Regions from separate parts of the Homo sapiens genome. Here region 1 is linked to region 2. A link is an interaction called in ENCODE POLR2A ChIA-PET data of the cell type or tissue named here. Cell type or tissue: B cell. All regions are shown on one strand. Each heading gives the region's core, and the rest is flanking DNA. Links, peaks and the distances in the headings are about the cores only. Region 1 overlaps TRIM13 (tripartite motif containing 13). Region 2 has its middle 81 kb from the start of RNASEH2B-AS1.

Region 1 (2,914 bases), core at 89-2,588, 980 kb before region 2:
GACTCTGTCTCAAAAAAAAAAAAAAAACGCCAGGCACGGTGGCTCACCCCTGTAATCCCAGCAGTTTGGGAGGCGGGTGGATTGCCTGGGGTCAGGAGTTTGAGACCAGCTTGGCCAACATGGTGAAACCCCGTTTCTACTAAAAATACAAAAATTAGCTGGGCGTGGTGGCAGGTGCCTGTAAATCCCAGCTACTCTGGAGGCTGAGGCAGGAGAATTGCTTGAACCCGGGAGGCGGAGGTTGCAGTGAGCCAAGATCACACCATTGCACTCCAGCCTGGGTGACAAGAGTGAGACTTAGTCTCAAAAAAAAAAAAAAAAGCCATAAACTAATTAACCCTGCAAGCTCAGCTTGTCCTTTAAATACTGTTTACCTTCTAGATATAGTCCAGTCATGTATGGCTGTTGAAATTACTGTTAAAAAAGTATTCGCTTTTTTTTTTTTGAGACAGAGTATTGCTGTGTTGCCCAGGCTGGAGTGCAGTGGCGCTGTCTCGGCTAACTGCAAGCTCTGCCTCCTGGGGTCACACCATTCTCCTGCCTCAGCCTCCCAAGTAGCTGGAACTACAGGTGCCTGCCACCACGCCCAGCTAATTTTTTTGTATTTTTAGTAGAGACGGGGTTTTACTGTGTTAGCCAGGATGGTCTTGATCTCCTGACCTCGTGATCCGCCTGCCTCGGCCTCCCAAAGTGCTGGGATTACAGGCATGAGCCACCCGTGCCCGGCCAAGTATTCACTTTTTATCATAGATGGCCTACCGATTAAGTCATATGTTATTGTTGATAATGTGATATTGTTGATAATGTGATATGTGCATATATCCCTGAGTAAACTGAATGTAGAAATATGTAGTACTCTTTGGTTTTACAACTATAGAGATGAATGTATATTTAAAATAAACTTGTGGCCTGATGCAGTGGCTCACACCTGTGATCTCAGTGCTTTGCGAGGCTGAGGCAGGAGGATTGCTTGAGGCCAGCTAGTAAGACCTGGTCTCTACAAAAAAAAAAGTAGCCAGGCGTGGTGGTGCATGCCTGTAGTCTTAGCTACTTAGGAATCTGAGGCAGGAGGATTGCTTGAGCCCAGAAGTTTGAGGCTGCAGTAAGCTATAATTAGGCCACTGTAGTCCAGCCTGGACAACAGAGCAAGACCCTGTCTCTCAAAATAAGAATTAAAAATAATAAACCTGCATTGAGAAATGGTATTGCCTGTATTAGGGATCTCAAATATTTTGGTCTTAGGACACTTTTACACTCTTAAAAATTGAGAATCCTGGCCTGTAATCTCAGTGTTTTGGCAGTCTGAGGTGGGAGGATCACTTGAGCCCAGCAATTTGAGACTAGCCTAGGCAATATGGTGAGACCTCATCTCTACAAAAAAAAACTACAAAGAAAAAAAAAATTAGCTGAGTGTGATGGTGCGTGCCTGTAGTCCCAGCTACTTGGAGGTTGAGGCAGGAGGATGGCTTGAGTCCAAGAGGCAGAAGTTGCAGGGGACTGAGATTGCACTGCTGTACTCCAGCCTGGGTGAAAAAGCTGTCTCAAAAAAAAAAAAAAAAAAAAAAAGAGAATCCCAAGAACTTTATGTTTGTACTGTCGATATTTACTCTATTAGAAATTAAAACAATTTTTAAAAAATACTCACGTAAAATAACAATGATAAACCCATTACAAGTTAACAAATAATTTAGGAAAATAACTATTTTCCAAAACAAAATTAAGAGAAGCATGGCATTGCAATAGAGGCCTGTAATGAATGGCTATTTAATAGAAGACAGCTGGAGTCTTTTGTCTGCTTCTGTATTTAACCTGTTGGAATATATTATTTTGGTTGAAATAAACGAAGAAGGCTGGGTGTGGTGGCTCATGCCTGTAATTCCAGCACTTTGGGAGGTGGAGGTGGGACGATTGCCTGAGGGCTGGATTTCTAGACCTGCCTGGGCAACATAGTGAGACCCTGTCTATAAAAAAATCCACGGCCAGGCGCGGTGGCTCACGCCTGTAATCCCAGCACTTTGGGAGGCTGAGGCGGATGGATCACCTGAGGTCAGGAGTTCAAGACCAGCCTGGCCAACGTGGTGAAACCCCGTTTCTACTAAAAATACAAAAATTACCTGCGTGTGGTGGTATGTGCCTGTAGGCCCAGCTACTTGGGAGGCTGAGGCAGGAGAATCACTTGAACTCGGGAGGTGGAGGTTGCAGTGAGCCAAGATAGCACCACTGCACTCCAGCCTGGGTGACAGAGTCAGACTCCGTCTCAAAAAAAAAAAAAAAAAAAAAACAACAACAACAAAAAACACTAAAACTAAAAATTAGCAAGGCATGGTGGTGCACACCTGCAGTCTGTAGTTACTTGGGAGGATCTCACTTGAGCCCAGTATTTCAAGGCTGCAGTGAGCTATGATCATGCCAGTGCACTCCAGCTTGGGTGACAGAGTGAGACACCCCATCTCTTAAGAAAAAAAGAAAAGAAAAGGAAATACACAAAAATCTAGGCTTACACAGATATGTAGTTGGTAAAGGAAGGAATATTATTTAAATAGCCTTTTCAGGTAATTTAATCTTTTTTTTTTTTTTTTTTTTTTTCCTGAGGCAAGGTCTCTCTCTGTTGCCCAGGCTGGAGTGCAGTGGTGCTATCTCGGCTCACTGCAGCCTCTGCCTCCTGGGCTCAAGGGATTCTCATACCTCAGCCTCCCGAGTAGTTGGGACTACAGGCGCATGCCACCATGGCTGGCTAATTTTTTTGGTATTTTTTTTGTAGAGGTGGAGTTTTGCTATGTTGCCCGTACTGGTCGTGAACTCCTGAGGTCAAGCGGTCCACTCTCTGCAGCCTTCCAGAGTGTTAGGATTACAGGCGTGAGCCACTGCTCCCAGCCTGAATCTTCTTGTGATACTATACAAAAACTCAGCAAGT
Region 2 (2,914 bases), core at 250-2,749:
GCCTGATTTCCATTTGAAAGTACAGCCCTGACATTAAAATGACATAGACCCACCAATGATAACAATGGCTTCCTGACACCTACCAGAGGAGAGGGGGCGAGGGGGCATAATGCAGGAATAAATAAGTGCATGAATGAACGCTCGCCTTCACGGGGCCAGGTCTGAATTTACAGCTGCAGATGAAGTGTTCCTTGGGAGCAAACAAAAAGAAAGAATGAAAGAATAAAAGAAAAAGAAACCAATAGATTAGCATCCGCGTGAGTCTGTTGGAGCCAGATGGCTCTCTGTGGAGAGCGAGCTGGCCTGCTTTCTCCCAGTAACCCTGACCAGCAGACAGCAAGCCCGCTACACGGGGAGAGAAATGATCTCATTCCTCAGCCGGGCACGTGAGCCGCCTTCTTTCTCTCACACACAACTCGAGCTGAAGGGGAGTTGGAAAAGAGAGAAAGGGTGAAAAAGAAAGGGCGGGGGAGAACGGGTGATTGTAAAGAACAAGCAGGTCCTCGTAGCCCAGAGGAAGAGTGAGACTCCAGGCCTTGGCCAGCCCTGAGCGTCCAAGAACTGTCTCCAGATGTCCACGAAGGAGAAGACAGGGAGACAGAGGGGACACCCGACACATTGTTGTCTCCTCCACACACATCCGTGAACTTCACCTCCACGATCCAATGTTGCCTGGAAGGCTTGATGTGGAGAGGCTGAGAGGAGGGGCGCAGGCTGCTGTAGAGGCCATGGGATTAAGTTCTGTGCCCCACTGGAAAGGGGCAGTGAACAATGTTTTCAATTCTTCCTAATGACAATGTCTGCCTGTCTCTGTGGGCCACAGGCGAATGAGTCTGTCAGTCCTCAGCCTGCAGGACCAGCCATCTGCTGGGATCCTGGTCTGCCATGCTCCTGAACAGGTGCCTGAGATGGAGGCAGCTGGAGTAAGGGGGCAGTCAAATGAAACTGACAGGTTGTAGGTGTGGGAGGGCTCCTATCCTTGAAGATTCTGAGGCTGAGAGGGGCTTGGTCTGGGGTCATTCTGCCTGCTCTGCTGAGCAAAGCATTCACTGCTTGTAAACAAGTCTGTTGTCTGGAGTGACAGCCACACGTGGGGGTTGGTGGACATCAGACAGACCACCAGATGCTGGTGTTAGAGCCTAGCACTTGCAGATGTGTGCAGAGGTGCAGGCCTCCTTCAAGTGAATCTGCCCTCTTAGTGAGTGTTCACACACCCAGCTTGGTACCAGGGCTCCTGAGGCCTCCAACCCAGAGAAGCAGACTAAGAGAGAATGAAGGTGCCCGTGCGAGTGAGTGCTGGGGGCTCACAGAGCACTTCATCAGCCTGGCTAGGTTGCTTGGGCACCTGAAGCTTGTCTCCAGCAGTGTTTACTCAAAAGAATAAATAGTTTCCAGGGTGACACCAAATGCGGGGAGATGTAGTCATTCCTTTAAAGCTGGAAACTATTATTTTACTCCTAATAAATATTGAGCAAAATTCTCTTCATTTTCAGCCCAGGATGAGAGCACCTGCTTCACAATTCCTGGCAGTTGTCGGTACAAATGAACATTAAGCTGGCATATTCTATCAGGGCCAAGGAAGCAAAGCAAGCTGCCAGCTGGGGGCTAAAACCACAGGCTCTGGCTTTTCTTCTTTCTAAAAATGAAACAGAAAGCCACCACCCCACCAACTGTTTTGCTCTTTATCTCCCAGGCAATGCTACCACATAACAGGGTTCCTCGTTCTGTATGGGATTCTCACTCACAGCAGAGCTAAGGATTTCAAAGGAAACCGTATCACTAAAGTAACAAGAGCGTGAGCTCCAACATCGTTCCTTGCCTCCACTTAAGCAGGGAGATCAGTCACTCAATAGGAGCATTTAAGAAAATTTTAAAATGCTAGCATTTAAGGAGCACTTACCAAAGTGTCGGCCCTGCCTCTAAGCGTTTTGTGGACATCTCAGGTAATCTTCATGACAACCCTATGCAGCAGGTTCTCTGATTACCCTTATTTTACAAATAGGATGCCAAGTCCCAGAGATGTTAAGCAACTTTGCCAAAGTTGCACAGCTAGTCCCGGGTCCATACCACCAGGCTTTCCCACCTCTTTTGATGGTGTAATAACTGAGCTTTAGGCTCCCTATTTTGGCTGCTCACCAGTGGTGCCATCTTGGGCTACTAAGTCTCCCTGAGTTCCCATTTCCTTGTCTGTCAAGTAAGGACTGGAATAGTGGTCTTATAGGGTTGCTGTCAGGAGCAGAAGTAATGTGTAACATACATGCATGCAGGGCCAGTGCCCGGCACATGTTTGAGGCTCCATAAATGTTAGTACAGATGGTCCCCTGATGGTTTGATTTAACAGTTTTTCAACTCTACAGTGGGTTTGTTGGGAAGTAATCCTGTCGTGTGTCAAGGAGCATCTGAGTTAAGCTAGTTTGATTTACAGTTTCAACTTTACCATGGGTTTATCAGGATATAAACATTTTATCAGGATATAAACCTGATGCATTTTTGTATTTTCAGCTTACAATGGGTTTATCTGGACAGAACCCTCATCGTAAGTGGAGGAGCATCTGTGGTTATTACTACTGTAAGCATTGTCATTATCTTTGTGCTCTTAGATTTCACTGAATTCTCACACGCACACATGCACACATAAAACTATGAGGTAGGTGGGGCAGCTGTCACTAACCCCATTTTATAGCTGGTGTATCAGGTGGTAAAGCTTGGGCAAGAACCCCCATCTCTTGACTCTGCACTTTGTCTAATCTGAGCTTGCTGTTTCCCGCTGGACTGCAGGTCACACCTGTCCATTTCTAGACACCAAACACAGTTGCTGTCTAGAAAGATTGCAGCAAGGAATTCAACCCTTGTCACTTTCCCTTTGTCTCCAGGCCCTGGGATTGGCTGAAGACAGAGCCAGGTCCTGCCTGTG

What was found. Peaks named below come from ENCODE experiments on the same cell type or tissue, not always from the same donor. Only the 100,000 strongest peaks of a DNase experiment are listed, where the experiment ranks them.
Region 1: POLR2A ChIA-PET joins it to region 2 with 6 read pairs; 2 of 35 experiments call an interaction of 5 or more read pairs at or near these places.

The regions. Positions count from the first base shown.
Region 1 is chr13:50,007,478-50,010,391 of GRCh38, forward strand. The region is part of intron 1 of TRIM13 (tripartite motif containing 13); the gene reads left to right. The region is part of intron 10 of DLEU2 (deleted in lymphocytic leukemia 2); the gene reads right to left. Among named protein-coding and RNA genes, the nearest start is that of KCNRG, 6.5 kb to the right of the region's middle. In B cell, for the core only: no CTCF peak of the experiment used is centred there; no DNase peak of the experiment used is centred there; H3K27ac peaks cover 555 bases.
Region 2 is chr13:50,990,751-50,993,664 of GRCh38, forward strand. No RefSeq gene overlaps it. Among named protein-coding and RNA genes, the nearest start is that of RNASEH2B-AS1, 81 kb to the left of the region's middle. In B cell, for the core only: no CTCF peak of the experiment used is centred there; a DNase peak (open chromatin) is centred at 1,641; H3K4me3 peaks cover 348 bases; H3K27ac peaks cover 1,215 bases.